Linked DNA regions of Homo sapiens: region 1 is linked to region 2. Evidence: chromatin loops called from intact Hi-C (ENCODE). Cell type or tissue: PC-3. All regions are shown on one strand. Each heading gives the region's core, and the rest is flanking DNA. Links, peaks and the distances in the headings are about the cores only. Region 1 overlaps LIPC (lipase C, hepatic type). Region 2 has its middle 92 kb from the start of LIPC.

Region 1 (5,385 bases), core at 243-5,242, 120 kb before region 2:
TGGCTGAGTGACCTTGAACAAGTGATGTCACCCATCAGAGCCTGGGTTTCCCAGCCGTGGAGAGCAGCGTTATTCTAAGAGCTCCCTTACAGGGTGAGAGTGAGGGTGGAAGACGTGATTATTACCTAAGTGGAGGGCTTGGTAGAGTGTCTGGCACGCAGTACGAGGCTGAGATGTTGAAGGCTACTCTCTGGTTGGGAGGCCATCCTGGCCCAGGGCCCACCTTAACTGTGCCCACCCTGCCTCCCATCCAGCCTTCACCTTTCCTTTTGCACATCCACATCCCAAGTCGGCCCCAGCCTTTCCTCTCACCATGAGCTGTTCTCCACTTCCTGAATTCCTCAAAGTCCTACCTCACTGCTTCTCCTGCAGAGTTAGAACTCCAGGAAAAAGCCAAAACTTTATTTCAGAACTCTGTTATAAACATCCTTAAAGACAGATGCCAGGTGGTGGGTGGGGCCGAGGCCCTGAGAGTGGAAGGGTTTTGGGGATGTTCATCGGCTTGAACAATGCTCATTGGGAGCTGAAAAGACTTTCAGAGCAGAGCCCTACAGGGTGCTCAGACGTAACCACCGTGGGCTTGGAAGCTGCAGTACGGGACCCATACAGCCTTCCCTTTGGGCCTCCAGGGTGAGCCTTGAGAGTTGTTTTCCCTTCTTAGGAAAAAGGGAGAGGTAGGTTCTTGCTAGGTGTGAGCCTGCTGCACCCACCAACTGGCTACCGTTCTGATCTCATAGCAACGCAGTGGCCCCACTCAGGGCCTCCCAGGGCCCCGCCTGTGAAGGAGGAAGCTGAGAGGAGTGCCCAGGGCTGAATCCCTCAGATACCTCTGTCCTTCCCCCAAGGGGTAAGGGAGCGGGCATCTGTTCCCGTGCAGGCGTCCTTGGGGACGGGTGTGGATTCCTTCCTGTGACAGCTGCAGAAGCCACCAGAACACGGTGCAGAGCACGAGGCTGATTTTCAATCCCAGTGTGGGCCACACCCTATGTGGGGGGAGTGTTTGCTTTTCCATAAATGTAAAAATTGCTTAATATGACTCCAGAGAAGACTAAACACCTGTTTGCTGGTGGACTCTCTCTCGTTTATTTTTTCTGTTTTCAGGAGCGGGTGGGACTTCCTCCAGAAACTGCTGGTTTCCTGAAAATCTGGACCATGCCTGAGACTTTTTTATGAACTTTTAGCTTTGTTTTGATTTATTTATTTATTGTGAGCTCTCTAAGGGACATCAAAAAAAAAAAAGAAAGAAAAAAGTCGATTCTCCAAAAGATTTTCACTCAAGCTTAGCAAAGGACAGAACTACAATGTCACCAGCAAATGTTTGCCCCTCACTGAGCATTCTCCAAAGTGAGGTCTCTAAAAAGACACTGTCTATGTCACTTCCTGCTTGCTGGGAAAAGCCAAAGTTTCACTAGGCTTTGACCCAGAGGTCGTCTTGCAGTGAGGGAGGCCATCTCCTCCTGATGTCCACTGGGCCTTTGGTTTTCAATGACTGAAAGCTGTTTTTGTCCCAGCAGAACTACAAAATACATACCTCACCTAAAAAAATAGGAGGCATGACTACCATCTCTCCCTCTTGGAATGTATTGCACCTATAGCCAAGGGGAGATGTATAGCCTTCTCAATGTTCTATGACCTAGCACCTTTTTCTCTTAAATATTCACTAGAAAACTAATAAAGCCATGGACATACTCTGATGTTATCGATGGCAGATTTTGGGGTTGACCTAATGTACTTTTTCCCCACTTAACGCACAACTTAATCATCTCCTGAGGAACAAAGAGATGGTGGCAAAAAACCCTCTGTAAAACCTTTTTCCTGTTCCACTGGGAAACCAGGATCAAGGACAAGGGACAGGAATGGTGCAGGGACAGGAGCTAGTTGTATAAGATGTGTAATTTTGAGGGGCAGAGGGGTGACCAGATTCTGCTGGCAAGGGCTGAGAAACAGGGAGTTCTTTGGTTTCTGATGGGGAAAGAAACCATAGAGTGTTATTTAGCCCTGTTGGAAAGCTGGTCTCTGAAAACTGAAAGCACCCAAGATAACGGGGATAAAGATGGGAAAAGGTTAGAGGTGGGAAGGGTTAGAGGTTGCAAAGCCTCAAGTAAGACTTATTCTTTGGGTGGTGTCATTCTAAATGTTTTGACTTGGAGGAAAGAGCTGGGAATGAGGACAATGTCCCTGCTATTATAACAGCAGCATATGCACCAACATAAAGAAAAATCCTGTTTAAGAAAAACCTGCCTGGGCTGTGCTTTAATTGCAAGAGGTAGAAGGACGTGGTGGGGGAGGCTCAGCTGCTGGTCTAACAATAGCATAAGCCGACCTTGCTCAGGGGAAGTCCATTGCTAAACTTCAAAGTTCAGTCTGTGAACTTCACATTTAGGAAGCACTTCCTGATGACCTCATTTAAAATTTTATTCTTCCAAGGGACACAGTACAGAATATATGGACTTACATTTTTTTTTTTTCTCCAGCAATTTCCCTGCTTCTGTAGGAGTAAAAAAACGGAAACAGGTGCTTATGTATTTATTTTTAAAGCTCCCTAGCTACTAAGGACAGCAAGGACTTTTGCCATTTAATTTTTGTTATTGTCTAGCTCATGAAAATGTATTTCTTAATCCTCCAGCTACACATATTCCTGATGAGAAAAAGTATAAACTGGTATGTCCTATGCACTCTAGGAGCCCTTGATTTAAGACTAACCACACGGCATGTACACAGACAGCCATGTAGAAAATGCCTGCAGAGCCAGCATCAGGGGCAGGATGGAGACATGGGCCCGGGATAGAGTGGAAAAGGAATTGTGTGAATCACGGAGGTGGACAAGTGTTTATGTACAAGATGGAAATCCTTACCATATATCCAGTTCAGTCAGGTTTATGTGAAGGAAATGACCAAGCCAGTGCTACTTGCTCTTTCGATTACCAAATGGGATTGCTTGGCTGGTTTAGGGAGAATAAACACAATAATAGTGAAAGTAGTTGACCACAAAATGATGCGGCCTGAGTCATAGAAAGCTTTATGGAGAAGATAGCATCTGAAGGTCCCATTCAGCAATGGGTGGGGCAGAAGTGGTCTTACATGCTGAGGGGATGTGGGGCACAGAGAAACAAGGACTGCTGCTGCAGCTCTGCCCTGAAGGAGCCAAGTGGCATATCGTAAACGGGGTGCCTTGTAGGCCTTCTTGCTGTCCACAGGTAAATTTGAGGAGTGCTTAGAATACGTCATGTCTGCCGGGCGCGGTGGCTCACGCCTGTAATCCCAGCACTTTGGGAGGCTGAAGCGGGCAGATCACCTGAGGTCGGGAGTTTGAGACCAGCATGACCAAAGTGGAGAAACCCTGTCTCTGCTAAAAATACAAAAATTAGCCAGGCGTGGTGGTGCCTGCCTGTAATCCCAGCTACTCAGGAGGCTGAGACAGGAGAAATGCTTGAACCCGGGAGGTGGAGGTTGTGGTGAGCCAAGATCGCACCTTTGCACTCCATTCTGGGCAACAAGAGTGAAACTCCGTCTCAAAAAATAATAAAAAAATCATGTTTTCGAAGCCAAGGGCTGCTCAGCCCACATCGCCCAGTGCTGTTTTGGCCTTGTCTGATGATACCTGCATGCTGACAAAGGAGGTGCCCGGCCCTGGGCATCATCTCTGCTGGAGCCTAGTTCTCACTTAGCTCTGTTTCCCTGGGTATGCCACTTGACCTCCATAGTTTCTATTTTCTTATTAGTAAAATAAACGAGTTGAGCGAGATGTTCTCTAGAATAACTTCTGTTTTTCCCATTCTACGCATGGTAAAGTATACTTAAACATATGTACATATTTCTTTAGTTGGGAAAACAGCAGTGGTGAAGCCCTAAAAAGACAGAGGACCTCTCGTTTTCCCCAATTTGTTGCCTTTATGAATGTGATGGGTTGCGGGGGACATTTGCAAAGAGAGACCAGACATCTACCTGAGGCTATGAGGTAGCGGGCAGATCCCCAGTGTGGACAGGGCTACTTAGGCCCATGGGGGCAGGAGGCCTTAGCATTGGCTACCCATGTGCTCCTGCAGTCCTCCTAGGAGGGAGTGACACCCCTAGTCTCTATTCACCCCCCAGCACCTCCCTCCAGGGGCCTCTGGGCTGCATCAGGGGAGATGTGCCCTGTCCTTAGCTATGGCTTCAGGTTTGGCTCAGTGCTTTTTGCCCTTCATACTGGAAAAGCTTATTTTTCCCCATGAATATCAAAGTAATACAACTTCAGAACAACAGGAAGGTACAGAAAGCATTGAGGATAAATACATAATCAGCTATCATACTATCACACAGAGCAATTTATTTAAGTGCATTTTCTTCTAACGTGTTTTTTCCTTAATGCAAATGTAAAATTTTGCATTCTACTTTTTCTTTTCTTTTGGCTTGATCTCATAGCATGTTTCCATGCCATTACATATATTTGACCCCACTTCATTCCCTTCTGCTTCCCTATGCTCACCCTCTTGTCTCGGTGTCCCTGACTTCAGCCTCGCCTCCTGCGCTCATGCTGTGTGCCTGTCTGAAGTACAGCCATTCTTCATTTGTCATTGAGTCCTACCATGCTTTACGGCTCTCTGTCCCCCATGAAGCCTTCTCAGACCACCTTGGAGAACTTTCCAGATTGTCTATCCATCCCTGACCCCCTTCCCTTCCTTGGGGTCTGGACCATGCCTTGGGTCCTTAACAAGTGCTGCTCTGGGCTGTTAGGTCTCTTTTTATGTAGACACCCCTCAGGCAGTGGTGCATTGGTGGATACTCAGCAACTGGCTCTCTGGAAGAAAATATATTCATATATATATACACGCATACATGCATATATTGTGCATTTCATTGCTATCAAGGTATTATACAATTTATAAATAATAATGAAATATACAGTATTCTTTATTGTAAACTCCAAATAGCAATTGATTTTCACAGAATACTTTTGCTGATGTTTGTTGGACCCTTGTCTCACTAGTCAACCTATGGTGGCAAATGACAAGTGTAGGTTGGCTGACAGGTTTATTTACATTAATGAAGAAGACAAAAATGAAATAAGGACACATTGAAACTCAATCATTCAACAATGACATGAATTCTTTGCTCAATCAAATCATTGTTTTTGAGCACTGGAAGAATATTTCCTTAATGTTTTGTGCTAGTTACAATTGGGACAGTTCTAAATTTAATCTTCATTACTAACATTTTTTTTCTATGGCTCTCTTAAGTCTAGATGAGGGGCTAGCAATCCATGGCCTGACAAATCTGGTGCACCATGTGTTTTTGTGAATTAGGTTTATTGGAACACAGCCAGGTCCATTTGTGTGTCTATTGTCTGTGGCTGCTTTTGTGCTGCAATAGCAGAGTTGAGTAGTTTTAACAGACACCTATGGC
Region 2 (5,385 bases), core at 287-5,286:
TATTAAAAATTGTGAAAAATATGCAGAGGCTGATTGATGTTTATATGGTGTACATAGTGTTTACTGTGTGCCAAGCGCTGTTCTAAATGCTTTACCCATATTATTTTATCAGCCCTTTATGCACATTCTATTCTTATTCCCATTTTACAGATGAGACAAACGAAGCATTAACAAGGCCACAGAGCTAGAATGGTAGAGCTGGGATTTGAAGGTGCTCAATTTGGCTCCAGGGTTCATTCTTTTAAACATTCAGCACACTCCCTCTGTAAAGTCGCTGAAGAGTCTGCCTTAAGAACAGTGCTTCTGGGGGCTCCATCAGGCACAGCAGCTTCAGGAGTCTGAGGGAAGTGCTGGGGCTATGATTCAGGATCCTGGGGAGCTCTGCATGGGTCACAGCGCCGAAGGAAGTTCTAAGGGCTGTCGTCCCTGATTTGTGATTGCTTCTAAAATGCCAGAGTTTGACTATGGTATCATCATGGGCTAATTCCTCGGTAAAACACACTGTCTCTCTGTGTGTGTGTGTGTGTGTGTGTGTGTAAGAAGCATAGGGAAAGGAGATCATTGGGCTGAAAAAAAACATGTAGTCCAATATTTCCTAAACTTTAATGCGCACGTGAATCACCTAGAGTGGAGCCTGAGACCTGCCTTTCCGAACCATGCTGAGGTTCTCCCTGTCAGAGAAGCAAGGAAATAGAGAACCCAAGTTTGGTTTCAAACTCTTAAAGAAAAACAGTGAAATGCTTTCTTCCAACTAAATCTTATATGGGCATCCAACGAGTAAAACATAAAAGTGGAGCCAACCGTGATTGAAGTGAAGGGGGCTGCCAGAAGCCTCATTCAAAATGCTTTTTCTCCCCTCCCAACTCCCGGAACCTCAAGGAAACGCAAGCCCTCGCCCACTGGCTCGGACCTTCTCCCTGCCTCCCACCAGAGCTGCGCCACCTAATACCAGTCACAGTAGTTACTGAGCATTTGATATGTGGCTGGGGTGACTGAGGAACAGAATTATTCATTTTATTTAAATTAATCTAAGTTAAAAGCTGAAGCAGTATCAAATACTTTTCTGTTAAACACAACTTTATTATTTTGGTAGGACAGTTCATTACATCGCCTAAGATCTTGTAGTCAACACAAATACCTCACTGATCTAGTGGGTGTCAGGCAGGTAATTCAGTTTGAATGATTTCTTTCTTTGTATCTGATTTAACTTGTGTTTATTTGAATATTTCATGCAGGCAACATGAGTTACAGTGTAAACTGTAATTAGTAATAAGTTTTGTTAAACTTTTTAACATTATTGCATTTAATTGTAATATCATTAAGTTGGTTTTCTAGTTAAGTATAGATAAAAATTTAAATTAAAAATGAAGACATACTACTGTCATGGAATCTAGTGGAGATGCAGAAGCTAATATTGTGACTGGAACAGTAAAAAAAAGATTGGAGCAAATTTTAGATTTCAGGGCAGTCTCAGTTTGCTATGGCAGAGCAAAATGCAAAAGCTATTATTGTATAAAACATTTAAAAATAATAAAGTGAGTAATATTAAGAGAAATTTGCAGGAAATGCACAGTGAATTTGATAAGAACTTTCCTTTGAATAGCCAAAAAAGAATCAATGAACTCAGACACCTGAAATAAGAAGTAAATGTCCAATAAAATTTTTAAAAATTTTTCAGCATTATCTGAGTGTGTGCCTTTGGTTATCTTTAAAATGGCTTGGATTCTTGAACGAAAATGGAAATCACTTTTAGGTGGACAAAGAGTAAAATAAATTATCTCAGTTATGAAAATTTGTTGGAAATGATAATGGAAAAGACTAAAAATACCATTTTATAAAAAGTGAAAGATCTTCAATTAAGCCACCAAACAGTTGTTAGTAGAATATAAGACCATTTAATAATATCAAAGATAAATTGATTCAAATTTGAAAAACTGCAAGTACTTTTCTCCAGGTTTCGATGAGCTCAGTGATGTAAAAGACACTGTTCAGTTAGCACTTAGACAACTTTCTTCTCAAACGACTTCCAAATTTACAAAGAAATGTGAATTTGTGCCCTAAAAAGTTGAACTCAAGGCATGAATATCTTTGAATCTCTCTATTTTTTTTGCTTCACCTTTCTAATCTTTACTTTCTTCTTCTTTTTTTTTTATTATTACACTTTAAGTTCTAGGGTACATGTGCACAATGTGCAGGTTTGTTACATATGTATACTTATGCCACGTTGGTTTGCTGCACCCATTAATTCGTCATTTACATTAGGTATTTCTCCTAATGCTATCCCTCCTCCAGCCCCCAATCCCCTGACAGGCCACGGTGTGTGACGTTCCCTGCCCTGTGTCCAAGTGTTCTCATTGTTCAATTTCCACCTATGAGTGAGAACATGTGGTGTTTGGTTTTCTGTCCTTGCGTGAATCTCTTATAGCTATCAAAGAAATTCATTTAGATATGAAAAAATTAGCTTCTGTTGTAATTGTGATCTAGTTACATCAGTTTAAAAATGTAGATTTATTAGAATCTTGGAATAAGAGATTGATGTTTCCCTTAATTCTTAATTCCATGATGTAATACGTATTACTGAAACTACATGTGCTCAGTTTTCTGAAGGAGACTATGAAAGCTGTATGGATGCAGTTGTTAAGATTGTTCAGTATATGTGCAAAAGCTATGAATCATCACCAGTCTGTGGAACCACTGAAAGAAATAGAAGATGATGAATTTAACGATCCTGTGTTCTTTGCCAATACTGGTTGATTGAGTCGTGGAAGAGTTTTACAAAGATTTGCTGTACTGTTAGATCCAATTCAAGATTTTCTTGAAACCAAAGGAATACTTGCCAAATAGTCAAAGACACAAAATGGTAATGTGATTTGTGTTTTCTCTTCAATGTTACACTGCATATGAACAAGCTAAATTTGAAGTTTCAAGTAAAGGAACAGCTTATTTGTGACCTAATTAGACAGGCACAAAAATTTATGTTGAAATTGAAGACTTTCATAATTCAAACCAATGATAACAATTTTACATCTTTTTTCTAACATAAATCAAGTGCAGAAGATTTAAATTGTAACTGTAAGTACAGGGGCTAGGCGCGTGCCTTATGCTTATAATCCCGAACTTCGGGAGGCTGAAGTGGGAAGACTGCTTGAGACCAGGAGTTCAAGACCAACCTGGACAACGGAGCAAGACTTTGTCTCTACAAAAAAACAGAAACCAAAACCAAAAAAAGAAAAAACAAAAAGAAAAAACAAACAACAACAACAACAAGAAACCCTACCAAAATACCAAAACCACACAACAAACTAGCCAGGCGTAGTGGTGTAGTGGTACATATCCATAGCTCTAGCTACTCAGGAGGCTGAGGCAGGAAGATCCCTTAATTCCAAGAGTTCAAGGCTGCAGTGAGCTATGATTATACCACCACAGTCCAGCCTGGGTGACAAAGCCAGACTCTGTCTCTCTCTACAAAATACAAACAAAAACCTATTAAGAGGGTAGATCTCATGGTAAATGTTCTTGCCACAATAAAACAAAATTTTAAAACCAAAAAAGAAAGTACAGTTGGCCTATATTCTCAGGTTGAACCAGCTTACAATGTCATCTGCAGATTCAATGGACAGTACATAGAAAATATTTGGGAAAGAATAAAAATCACAATACAACAATAAAAAGTAATACAAATTTAAAAACAATACACTGTAAAATAATTATCTGCAAGCATTTTCATTGTATTAGGTATTATAAGTAATGTATCAGTGACTGAAATTATACAGGAGGATGTGTATAGGTTGTATGCAAATACTACTTCATTTTATATCAGGGACTTGGGCAGCCATAGATATTCATATCCTCTGGAGGGTCCTGGAGTACTATGTAAATTGGTTGCAAAAAGTCTCTTTTCTAGAAAAACTGGGAAGACATTTTGTTCATATTGATACATTTAGAATTCTTTTCCTATTTATTTATATATTATTCTTTTGAGTTCATGCCAGTGAGACTGAGCTGACCCAAGAGTTGGTGAATTTACCTAACTTGGACAAAAGTTTATTTAAAATGGGTACACTTTTTCTTCTAAAAAAAGGTGAGCTATTTTGGCCAATGTAGATGCAAATATTAAAATAAAATTGGGTCCAGGCATGGTGGCTCACACCTGTAATCCCAGCACTTTGGGGGGTTGAGGCAGACGGATCATCTGAGTTCAGGAGTTCGAGATCAGTTTGGCCAACATGATGAAACCCCTTCTTTACTAAAAATACAAAAAAATTTAGCAGGGCGTAGTAGTGCATGCCTGTAGTTTCAGCTACTCAGGAGGCTGGAGAATCGCTTGAACCAGCAAGGTGGAGGTTGCAGCCGGCAGACTTCATGCCACTGCACTGCAGCCTGGTCAAGACAGCAAGACTCTGTCTCAAAAAAATAAAAAGAAAAAAATTATTTTTGATGTTTGATTGACTTATTTCGAAACTTTTAAATGTGTTTAGAACACTTTGGTTATATGAATCTATTTTTTAATGGTATATTTTTTAAAATCTAAATACAAATTTAGTATTTCTGATGAAAATTTGGTGTTCAAATCGAGATGTCCTTTAAGTATAAAATAGCCACCAGATTTTGAAGGCTTAATATGAAAGAAAGAATGTAAACTATATTATTAATTGATTTATTATGTTTGATTGTATGTTGAAATAATATTTTGAATATATTGGGTTAAATAAAATATATTATTTAAAGTAATTTTTCTTGTTTCTTCTTACCTTTTTAATGTAGCTATTAGACTACTAGACAATTCAACATTATGTACTTGGCTTTCATTATTCATTCTTCTGTTGCACTCAAGATAATTGTGCATGAAACTTCTTCATGAAAGCAGAGATCATCTTTGTTCTTTAATTTTTTTTTCTCCTGCTGAATCCTTGCTTAGCACATAGCAGGTATTCAATAAATATTTGTTAAATAAGTGAAAAAGTTTGGGGTGTTTAATTCTCTGTCAGAAACATCTTTGCACAAGTTGATATGTGAGTGTATTAAAAGTAATCTAGAAATGGCTTAAAGTATACAGGAGGATGTGCATGTATTACTCTCAGAATAAATGCCAAAATAATTGTATAAAAGGGCATGGACCATTTTATTGCTGTTAAACATTGCCAAGTTAATCTCAGAAAAGATTGAATCAATTTACAGTGCCATCAACATTGTAAATTGGTTCAGACTATCAGTCTCCCAATGCCAACTTTTAAAGGAATGTAGAGTGATTAGCAATGTGACACTGGCCAAGTTACTTAGCTTTTAGAAACTCAATTTCTTTAAACTATAAAATGGAAATAATAACGTAAGGCTGAAAATTAAGTGAGAAAATGCATAGGCAAATACTTACCCAATACTTGCCTC

What was found. Hi-C counts contacts between places; a loop is a spot of excess contacts. Peaks named below come from ENCODE experiments on the same cell type or tissue, not always from the same donor. Only the 100,000 strongest peaks of a DNase experiment are listed, where the experiment ranks them.
Region 1: it touches region 2 in a loop (4-fold over the local background); 13 of 110 quality-filtered maps call a loop at or near these places.

What each region holds. Positions count from the first base shown.
Region 1 is chr15:58,455,256-58,460,640 of GRCh38, reverse strand. The region is part of intron 1 of LIPC (lipase C, hepatic type); the gene reads right to left. All of the region lies in intron 2 of LIPC-AS1 (LIPC antisense RNA 1), which reads left to right. Among named protein-coding and RNA genes, the nearest start is that of LIPC, 26 kb to the right of the region's middle. RefSeq lists enhancers at 559-618, 649-788 and a silencer at 2,324-2,383. In PC-3, for the core only: no CTCF peak of the experiment used is centred there; a DNase peak (open chromatin) is centred at 2,940; H3K4me3 peaks cover 446 bases; H3K27ac peaks cover 3,737 bases.
Region 2 is chr15:58,337,659-58,343,043 of GRCh38, reverse strand. No RefSeq gene overlaps it. Among named protein-coding and RNA genes, the nearest start is that of LIPC, 92 kb to the left of the region's middle. In PC-3, for the core only: no CTCF peak of the experiment used is centred there; a DNase peak (open chromatin) is centred at 2,683; H3K27ac peaks cover 684 bases.